2 separate regions of the Homo sapiens genome follow, and region 2 is linked to region 1. The links are chromatin loops, found by intact Hi-C in ENCODE. Cell type or tissue: Caco-2. All regions are shown on one strand. Links, peaks and the distances in the headings refer to the core of each region. The heading gives the core; the rest is flanking DNA.

Region 1 (5,397 bases), core at 138-5,137:
GTGACATCATGAACCCCAGATTAACAGGTCTTGATGACTTCAATTCCTTAGATTTTTCTAGGATTTAGCCCTAGAAGTGGATCTGAAATCTATATAATTAACATATTTCTTCAAGAAATATGCTATCAAGCACATTTCAGGAAATATTTTGGATTCCAGTTTAAAAGTATATCTTAAATTCATCTATTTTTTTCAAGCTTCACTAGCCTAGTTTATGCTGCCTTGTTTTGGGGGTGCTTTCACAGTCACCGAACAAGTTTCTCTGCTCTTCTGGTTGCCTAACTGTAATAAATTCTTCACATGTTAATCTGGGTTACTATTTTGTGATGTAAATTATATTATGCCATTTTCTTTAATACCCATCTTTGGTTTTCAAGTGTAAAATCTTTCCATAGCTTCAAAACTTTCTAAGTAATATTATTTGCTTACCTTTTCAAATAACATATCACCTTCTCCATCTGTGACAGATTGAATTATTATTTCAGTTTATTGTTCTCTTTTTTCTTTATAAAAAAATAACTTCACTACCCCAATATTGAGCTTGGTTTTGTGTGTTAGCTTCAGTTGGAGGAAGGAGAGATATGATGTACACCGCATCCCAGTGAAGTTTAAATAGGTTTTCAAATGGGATTACCTGGTTCAGGTTAGTCTTTTCTTTCTTCTTTGGTCAGGAGAACATCATCTCTCACTTAGTGTCGACACCTTCAGTGAGGGTTCCAAAATGGGAAGAGATGGGTATCATAGCATAGGCTACAGTAGGCCTCTATCTTGGATCAGACATACAATTGACCTAGTTTCTACATTTAATCTATATTTAATCCTACAAGTAATTTTCATTGTTTTAAAAAACTGAGAGTTTAGAACTGTAACTTCAGCGAAGTCAACCAAAGCGCCCTCTTATATTCCAATCTCACTGGTCCTCTGTCACTTCTTACCAAATTCTCATCTGCTTCCCATCCTTAGGCCATCGTTTGAGTGTCTGCCTTTGCCTAATTCACTCATTAGACTTCAGATTCTTAAAGTCTCAGAATTAAATATAACTTCTCAGAGGTAACAAAACATTACATTACCATGTTCATTTACTTCAAACACTAACAATATTTGACAAGTTAAAAATATTTAATTGTTTCATTTACTATCTCCTCTGTGACATAGGGCAAATAATGTGTCTGCTTGCCTTTTGAAGCCTCACAGGTAGGAGACACTTAGGATGTATATGTTAAAATAATGAATAAGACCTTGGACATTTCCCACTTCTCAGTATGGTTCTAGGGAACTTTATAATAATAATAATCACAGTGATGCTTCTGAGAAAATAAGTAACCTCTTTCCTTTTCTCCATCGACTATCAGCTACAGACATTTCCTATTACATTTTGTATTATGCTGAATTTCAGCATTTTGAACTTTTTCTATTTTGGGTGTCAAAAAGTGAATATTCTCCAAGACTACCCTAACCAGGTTAACATTTTTGGAAAATTGCCATTCATCTGTAAATCTTAATGAAAAATTATTTCTCTTACATATTTTGGGCATGGATTGTCCTAGTGAAAACAAATCCATCACCTGCAATTGTGGAAGTTTCTCCACTATTCATCTTTGCTATTTTACCCTCGTGTTCCTCTTGAATGATAATCAAACTTTTTTCTACCACTGACCTCTGATACTCTCCACTTTTGATCTAGTGATAAATTGCCTTCCAGATTCTGATAAACTGCTCCTTAGGTAAAGTTGCAGCATAAAAGTTGCAAACTCTGATACTAAGAAAGCTCTTTCTTTTACAGAACTGACTCCTTCCTTACAAAATGCACAATCATATCAGGGAGTAGTCGATTAGGGCGATTCCCAACGTCAGTCACACAATGTAGAAGCCGTTGTTTCTTTTGACAGTCAAACCTGGTTCAACTTTCACCAGAACTTCTTAAGAACATGTACTTGTCAGTATTTGCTTGCACTCCGATTGTTAATAAACTTCCACTTCTTCTTTCATAGGGTTCTTAGATATCTCACACGTCACATAAAGTAGCTACATATCCATTTAACATGTTCTTAACATTGCTTAAGCGTAAATACATTTATTTTCTGAGCCTTTCCTAGTAGAAACCTTGTCCACTAGGAATAATCATAATACCTCTAGGCGGCAGTGTTGCCTAACACCATGAAGTCAGAAGGGAACCTCAGTTCTGACCCAAGCAGGAAGTTTTATCGTAACTTGTGAGTAGGCTGTATTTAGTAGGTTCAAAAATATTTAAATGCCAATGATTGCAAATATCAAATTAAGACTACCTGATCATAGCATATGTTAGTGAGAATCATTAACTCAGAGAAATGTGAATACAAATTTCTCATTATTAAATTTTTATGATTTCTCAATATCTAATGCATAGCTACACTAAACTTATGACTAGTTTTGGCTGAAGGTTTGTGGATCTTAGATAATAATGTTTGTTCTTTCTAAAATATTCTCTTTTGCTCAGAATATTTAAAATTTTCTTATTTTTATAAAACAATTATTTATTATTTATATAAAATATTTTCAAAACACAAAATTCTTATTTCAATTTTTATAGTCTTTAATAAAATCTCTCATACACAAATATGTATATTCTTGGGGAAAAAAACAAATATTCTAATGTGCTTTTCAATCAAATATTTCCATTAGGTAAATTGGTAAATTACCTTACATCTCAAATAATATAAAGGTCTCTTTTACACAAAATATATCATGAGTTTATACAATCATGCTGTTAATTCATTTATATGTGTATGTATTTAATTTTTAGTCTGATTTTTTAAAGAAAATTGCATAACAGTATTTTTAAAGGAGACAGTTTTTAAACGTAATAAAACTAAATTAAAATACATAATGATATGTCTGACAAAAAAATCAAAAAACAGAAAAATATTGACTCTGGCCTTCACACTCCAAATGGAATTGCCTCTCTTACCTATAGCCTATTCCAGGCTGAATTTATTTATTTTAGATTATCTAGTCTAGAGAAAAAAATCCAAAATAAGATAAATTACTGACTTCCTTATTTTATCATAGTGATGTTCCTGAAAGTTCTCTTCAGTACAGTTTCTGCTATTGTCTGTCTCTGAGTCTGTTTCTGAGGAAACCTGCCCTGGAGTATCTAAGAATGACTTAAATGGATGAAGCAAGTACTTATGCAAGTCAGTTCCTCAACATCAAAACAAAAACAAACAAAAATCCTTTTCCTTTTTTGTCTAGCTTAATGGATGAGGGGATCCTTTCGAATTTTTTATATTGTACATTGTATTGATAGTAACTAACTCAGTAACTAGAAAAATAGTAGAAGTATAATAAACATGCCTTAGATTAATATATATTTTGCATCTAGCTGTATTTCAAATAATATTAATGTAAATACTATTTTTTAATTCAGACTCAGAAATACTCAAGAATATAGCAAAAGTGAATTAATTTTTAACATTACTTATATTAACAGCCCTTCTCTAATTAATGAATGAAAACATTATCAATATTTTGAATATTTCCATTTCACATTTATCCAAATTTGTCAATTTTATAAAAATGTAGCCCCCCCAACTCCACTTATTTTTTTGCTTGTTTATCTTTTTAAAGGATAGGACATGTCCTCCATTGGGCCCTGGTGCTACTTTTCTAGATAACGTTTGGCAAGAAGTTTTATGATCATTAATATTATTTTCTAAGTAGACACTCCTTTTGTCTTAAATGTTATGAGATCTTTCTTGACACAGGGTCTTAAAATTATCCTGTATGTTATGATAGTTCATGTAACATAAGAGTTTGATTGATTCATGTAATCTGATGTTTCCAAGACTTGACTGATAATCAGAATTACTTGAAGAACTTTTGAAAAAACACATACTTCCTGGCCTGATAAAAAAAAATATGTGAGTACTTTTTCGATATTCAATTGTTATTGATTTAAGAATCTGTTTTTTAAAACATCTCCATGATGATTCAAATGTACAAACATATCTGGCAATAAAAAAATTGTAACTGTGAAGCTCTGTTATATAATACCGGTGAAAATCGTGGAAATTGAAGTTTCCCCAAGTTTTTAAGAAACACTTGGGTCTTCAGTAATTTTTTCTCTCAACTACAGTGAGACATTTCTATAACATATTAAATTTCATTGTCTGGTTTAGATTAAGCTATTTGACAAATGAAAATAAGTCGATAATATCATTTGGAAAATCAAATATATTTGTAGGCATAGATAAAGCTATGTTAGAAACTAAAAGTAAACGCGTGATTGTCTCTGAATTTATTTAATTATGCTCATATTTCACAGTTTCAAAACAGCCATCTGTTTATTTGATGCAGCAAGGAAAAGAATGTTTATTCTAACAACTTGCATACTATCAAAATAAAAAGACACACTAGAATAGAATAACTATTCTAGAATAACTATTCTAAGAAGATGCACTAGAATAGAACTATCTACAAATTAAATGGCATGCATTCAAACTGTGAGTAGGATAAAATGAAGATAAAAGGGATAAAATTAAAAAGATAAAAGGGAACATCAGATGATATATGATGATACATATCTGTGTGGTCTTTGGTTAATGAATTAACAAGATAAGGCAAAATGATAATAGTTTGTAGAATGACATGTTCTCATCATGTAGTCCATGCTGTAGGATAATACACAAGACTCCCAGCTCCCAGACCAAATTACTATTCCCCTAGCCAAGAGAACTGTTAGCTGTCAATGACTCACAGTCGAGTATCTCTCGGATATTTCAATCAGCTGAAAGGGCAGTGTGTATCTAATGATTAGTTATTAAAAGGTTTCGAAGGCCAGCCCCTTTTCTCATCTATGAGAACTCTTTTTGGTGAGACAATTCCTCATGGCAGTCCATCTCATTTGCACATCTTGCAAACAGAGGCATTAACTAGCTAAAGATATGTGCACATTGAACTAACTTGGAAGATAGAGATAGGACAATTTTCTGTGAAAAAAGGGAAGGTTTATTTAAAGTCTTGGAAGATAGAGATAGTATCTCCTTCACTAGCAATGTACAGGCATATTTATTGCCAGTATATAAGATTTTATTTCCTTAAGTTCAACTTACTTCATATGCAGCCATCCATCTTTTTCTAATGCATTGCCCCATGGAACTTGGCAAGGAAAACTGACACAAGTATTCCAGTGCTCATAACGTTCATTGTGAATAGCAAAATGCTTGTTCTCTGACCAAGGAGTCTCATGTCTCTGCCAGCCTCAATAAAACTGTAAGGGAATAACTTGTTAGCTTGCAAATACAGTAAAATCTCAGACTCTTCACCATTCTTGATAATCTGAAGATCTGTCCCAGCTCCAGATCTCCCTGTGGGATGAACTGTGACTTGTGTTGCAATCTCACTCTATATAAACTTTTT
Region 2 (5,397 bases), core at 154-5,153, 660 kb after region 1:
TACCATTGCCATGGCAAAACCCAGGAGTGACAATGATCCGATGACCCAGAAGTTATTACGCTTTCCTTAGAAATTTCTGCATAAACTGCCCTTTAATTTGCATGTAATTAAAAGTAGGTTTACATATTTCTGCAGAACTGCCCTGAGCTGGTTCTCTCAGCATACTCACTATGGGGTAGCTGCACTGCTCTGCAGGATCAGTCATGGAGCTATAACACTGCCTGAGCTGTAATACCACTGAAGCTGTAACACTGCCACTTCAGTAAAGCCATTTTCTTCTACCACCAGCTCATTCTTGATATCTATCCTGGGTAAAACAAAGAACCCTTCCAGACTAAGCCCCAGTTTGGGGTTCACCTGCTTTGCATCACCATCAGGAGCTTCAAATTGGCACTGTAGGTATGTCTTTAAAAGGTCTTTCCAATGTCCTATCAAAACAGCAGCCCTAAGTAATTTACTATGAGGCATGAGCAGTAGGTCCCACAATGTCGTATTCTCATTGAAGAGCAGATATTTTGGCCTGTGCAGCATCAGTGTTGTGTGGGATCCCATGATCGTAAAGGACATATTCTCTTAGTCCTTGTATAGTGCTGCTATTCCAGTGTTCTGTAGTCAAAAAGGCAAACTCTTACAAAAAACACAAATTGACCCTGTTCAGAATAAATTACTGCCCTTTAAAAGTTTGAAAAGCCTTACTCTGACAACTTGACACAACTTCCGGTGGATTTCTTTGAGACATGTGTTGGAATTCTATACCTCACAATTTAGATTTTCAGTAATGGGAATAACCACATCAGCCTTGGTGAGAGGAAGACTACGTTGCTGGGCCTACACATAGCTGTACATCTACTTAATTTATAAGCCCACTGCTCAGTCACTGAGAATAGAGGCTGGCTAATATCTATGTGATAAATATTTTTGTCCCCTTGTGGTTAGTGCTTCTTTTTAAGTGTGTGATCTAGGTTATGCATTAATTTGAGATTCAGCCTTTCTCAAACCTTGGTACCATTGTTCCACCCACATGACTATTCCCCAGACTTCCTTATCTCTTTCTTCAAATATTGCTCCTTCCAAGCCCCCAAACCAACAAGCTAAGCTATTAGCCATTCTCCAAGAGTTCATAAATATTCTTATCTCAGACTATATCACTCTTCACCGTGGATGGCCAGGTGCATCTCCTGAACTCTGTTATTTAGAAGATTTCCACTCACCCCTCTTTCAAGGACCTCCATGCTTGGTGGTGGTGTTTTCTGGCAAAGTCATTTTCAGCTCATAAAAATATGCTGAGGTAAACTATACACAAAGTAGGACCTATTTTTCCTCCATCAGCAGATTCTAAAGAAATCCCTTCGGCACATAAATGTAAGCTAAAGGAGCATCATTACTTGAGTAGATGTTTATGACCTGAGGCACTGGCTATCTAGTACCATAACTTTCTATGTCCTTGGCACCTAATAGTCTTTACTCCAGGTTGACCATTGCTATTACCTGGTAGACAGCTTCTGTGCCTACTCAAAGTTTGCAGATGACATATGGTTGTTTGTTGCAAACAGCACAGTTTTGTTCTTGAATCCTAGGTTCGTGTCCTACAACTCGCTATAGAGCTTTCAGTTTCCAAATGGCACACAATTTACCACTGTTATCTCCAGTAGCACAACTGAATATATGAGGTCTCATAGAACAAAAAGAATATGCGATTGTACCCACTCACCACTGACAGCCTTCAATTTATCCAATAATTATTCAGAGAAGTACTTCCCAAAGTAGGCCAAAATCCAAACTGGCTTACCAAGCACAGAGTGGTGGTGTAGGAACTCCAGTATACAAAGACTTTTCTTTCAGCCTGGAGGATATATCTTGTCATCCTCCTCATTCCTAGAATCTTAAAAGTTTATACATTATGGAAATCACTAATGTTTTCTAGAGTTTATTTTCCACCCTCAGGATTTTATCTTAGAAAGACATCTAGAATTTTACCACTATGTGCTCTTCATGTCTAATGGACACAATATAACCAATATATTTATGTGGTGTATATACATTTCAAGGTCCTTTTGGAATATATTTTAGTAGAGGGCAGAAGAATAAGTATAGCCTTAGAACAATACCTTAAATTTGTAGTATTGTCCAAAATGAGTGAATGTTTTTGTCCTCATACATTTTTAAAAGAATACCTATACCAAATCCATAACATATAACCTATCAGGGCACAGAGAGTATTGATTAAGATTGCAGAGGTATACCATCATCTACAATAAGCTGTTTTTTCCAGGGGCTAGAATGTCAAATAAATGAAGACATGACGAGCACAAATAACCCTTTATCTTTGTGCCAGTGAAAGTGGTTTTGATCTCTGCCTTGCTTCTCAATATATGTCACTGCTTTTAATTTAAAATCTTGAGAAGTGGCAATAATTGAAATTAATGCATTTTACAGGTTATATATATATATATATATATATCCATTTTGAATTTATACTGAGCCACTGCTAACTAGCTACCTTGGATGTACTGGAACCAATGAGAAACAAACTTTGGCCAGGCTTCTGCTTACTATCTGTCTTCTGTATACCTCTGCACAAATGACAATCCATAGTATCAATGTAACTTTGACAAAATGTCAAATATCTCTTATAGAATTTGTGTATTTCTCTTTCCCCAGTCTACAGTTACTTAGGTGAATGATCACACATTTGGAGAAGGAATGGAGGGATTATTAGTGCATATATTTTCTGTGTCATGGTATGATTCTTCAAGAAATATTAGTCTTTTCAACTGATTATCTCCGGTCTGAGGAATATCTCAGATACTATATAAGATATTGTGATTTTTTTTCAGTGGAGCAGCTGATAGCCTTGTAAATCATTCTCTTTTTAATATCAAATGTATCATTAGACATTTTTGACTATTAATTAATTTTTCACAAGGACCACTATAATCAATTGGCCACTGTCATAATTCTCTTTAGGTCATGTCCCATGCTTTCCATTTGATCCCAGAGTCTGTTAAGGTGATTATCTCTGTCATACATCTAGTGGTTTAGTGCTGCCACCTGACCGCCACTTTTCCAGCAGCGTTTTATCTACTCTACTGATAAGGAGACCAGATTAATAAAAACATGTCTTAACAGCTCCCCTGGTTTACTTAGACACTGGTGATTTGCCGAAGCTTAAATATTACCCTTCTTTCTAGTTCTGCTCGCCTTATGATCAAAGCCTCTAAGTATTGGAGATAAAGGTCTCTGATCCCATGAAGACAAGCTGAAATGCTCACCATGCCATGAGTTGGTAAACAGTTGGCTCGATAGCTCTGTTTTCCTCCAGGGCACCGGTGGAACTTAGCAAAACCAACAAATGCAAAATCTTTTATTTTTTAGACCTCAAGGGAAAAAATAAATTTGCAATTTTAAAAAAATTGCTTTGAGACAGGATCTTGCTCTGTTGCAAGTGCAGTGGCATGATCACAGCTCACTGCAGCCTTGACCTCCCAGGCTTAAGGGATTCTTCCCCCTCAGCCTCCCAAGTAGCTGAGATAATGGGTGTGTACCACCACACCTGGCTAATTTTTATTTTATTTTATTTTATTTTATTTTATTTTATTTTATTTTATTTTAACAGAGACAAGTTCTCACCATGTTGCTCAGGCTGGTCTTGAACCAGCCCGATCCTCTTGCCTCAGTCTCTCAAAGTGCTGAGATTACAGGCATAAGCCACTGTGCCCAGCTTCATTATGTCTTAAATTACTATTTTTCCCCATATCTGTTTAGTGGTAGATATTTTTTAGAAACTATTAGGTTTCCTTCAATGTGAATCACATCCCAATTACCTACAGGCTTTCTTAGCTACAATAATGCTACCATATAGCATGAATAATTAATACTCTACTTTTATGGACGCCGTGGCCCCTTTTGTTATCTGGCCAAAGAAGACTCAACTCGAGAATTCTATCCTGAGACTCTGCTACCTAGAACCACATTGGAAACCAGATGTCTCAGTTTGGATTTCCTAGAAGCAAACGCTGAAACAAGAATTTAAGCAGAAGTGCATAGGAAATATTCCAGGAGGTAGGTGGGGTGCTGTGAGAGTGAGAAAGTGAGAAAGTAAGAATCTAAGGAGCTCAGGCAAAGGCACAATATCAAGCAAGTTTCCACAGGTGGTAACTTTGATTAAATGAAGCTTTGGAGTTTTGGAGATAATATAGATCTTACATAAGTTGTGGTAATCAGGAACAAGAAAGCCAGAAGATTTATACCTCATCGCCTATCTATTATTGTCTACGGGATACCTATTGGGAGACATGAATTCCCTGTCACCGAAGGTTCTTAGTACACAGATGAGGGGCGTAATGCGATATGGAAGGCTAGGGCAAGGGTCTGGTAAGGAGATGCAAGTTCCGGCTGTTGGAAGTGAAAGCACACCAGAAGTCCATGTGCATGAAAATGAGAAAGGCATCAGAGTAATCATCGGTGGAATATTGACAATATCTGAAAACAACACTTAAATGTTTACGTATTTGTGAATATTTTTTAAATGCTAGGAGTTTAAATAGGATATAACAATATTTTTAGTGGCTACAACTTATTACTAATTTTCTGTGCTTTGAGATAAAATTATTTTTAGAAGGCCAGCAGAGGGGACAGCTTACATACTTACAATTATGTATTAGTTGAAATACTCTGATATTATTTTGTTTGCCTTTCATATTATCCTTGTGTCAATCCTTGTATTATTATTATCCTTGTATCCTTTGCATTCCAACAACAGTTGTACAGTTTACGTAACCCTGATAAATCATTAAAATTATGATTTTCCCCCAAGCTGATGTTAGGTGGTCCATAAAACATCCCCTCTCCAGAGGTCCTGCATTGTGTATTAGTCCATCTGAAATATTAGTATTACATATTTTTATGGTGCCCATTATCAAAATAAGGTAATAGTTACATTTCAGATAGATTAGAGCATAAGAAGATATACTTTTGATAAATGAATAATTATTGCAATTAAAAATAATTACATAAAAAATTAAAATTTGGCCTATAATGAAGCATAGTGTCCCTACTAGAATAATACTGGATGTATTCGCTTGCCCTACTTGTGAAGGTGTGTGTTTATCATTGGGCTAGAGGATGAGGCCAGCCTAAATCTGAAGTGAAATGAAAATGTGAAACTCATTCCCCTCTCCAGAGGTTTCTTCATGTGGCTAATGAAAAGAAATTTTAAAGTAAAATTTTAAAGTAATTATCAAGTATGCATACACTTACTGCAATAAACTCTACTTTTCCTGAAAGTTTATTGTTTGAAAATTGATTCTGTCTACGAAAATAGTGTTTATCTGGCATTCTTCAGCATTCACTGGAGAATATCCATCAGTTTTCAATGAAAGCATCTACTGAGATTGA

The links. A loop is a pair of places that touch in the nucleus more often than their neighbours do. Peaks named below come from ENCODE experiments on the same cell type or tissue, not always from the same donor. Only the 100,000 strongest peaks of a DNase experiment are listed, where the experiment ranks them.
Region 2: it touches region 1 in a loop (8-fold over the local background); 2 of 110 quality-filtered maps call a loop at or near these places.

What each region holds. Positions count from the first base shown.
Region 1 is chr13:89,063,813-89,069,209 of GRCh38, reverse strand. All of the region lies in intron 2 of LOC105370307 (a long non-coding RNA gene), which reads right to left. Among named protein-coding and RNA genes, the nearest start is that of LINC00440, 170 kb to the left of the region's middle. In Caco-2, for the core only: a CTCF peak has its summit at 2,167; no DNase peak of the experiment used is centred there.
Region 2 is chr13:88,403,615-88,409,011 of GRCh38, reverse strand. No RefSeq gene overlaps it. Among named protein-coding and RNA genes, the nearest start is that of LINC00433, 130 kb to the left of the region's middle. In Caco-2, for the core only: no CTCF peak of the experiment used is centred there; a DNase peak (open chromatin) is centred at 3,061.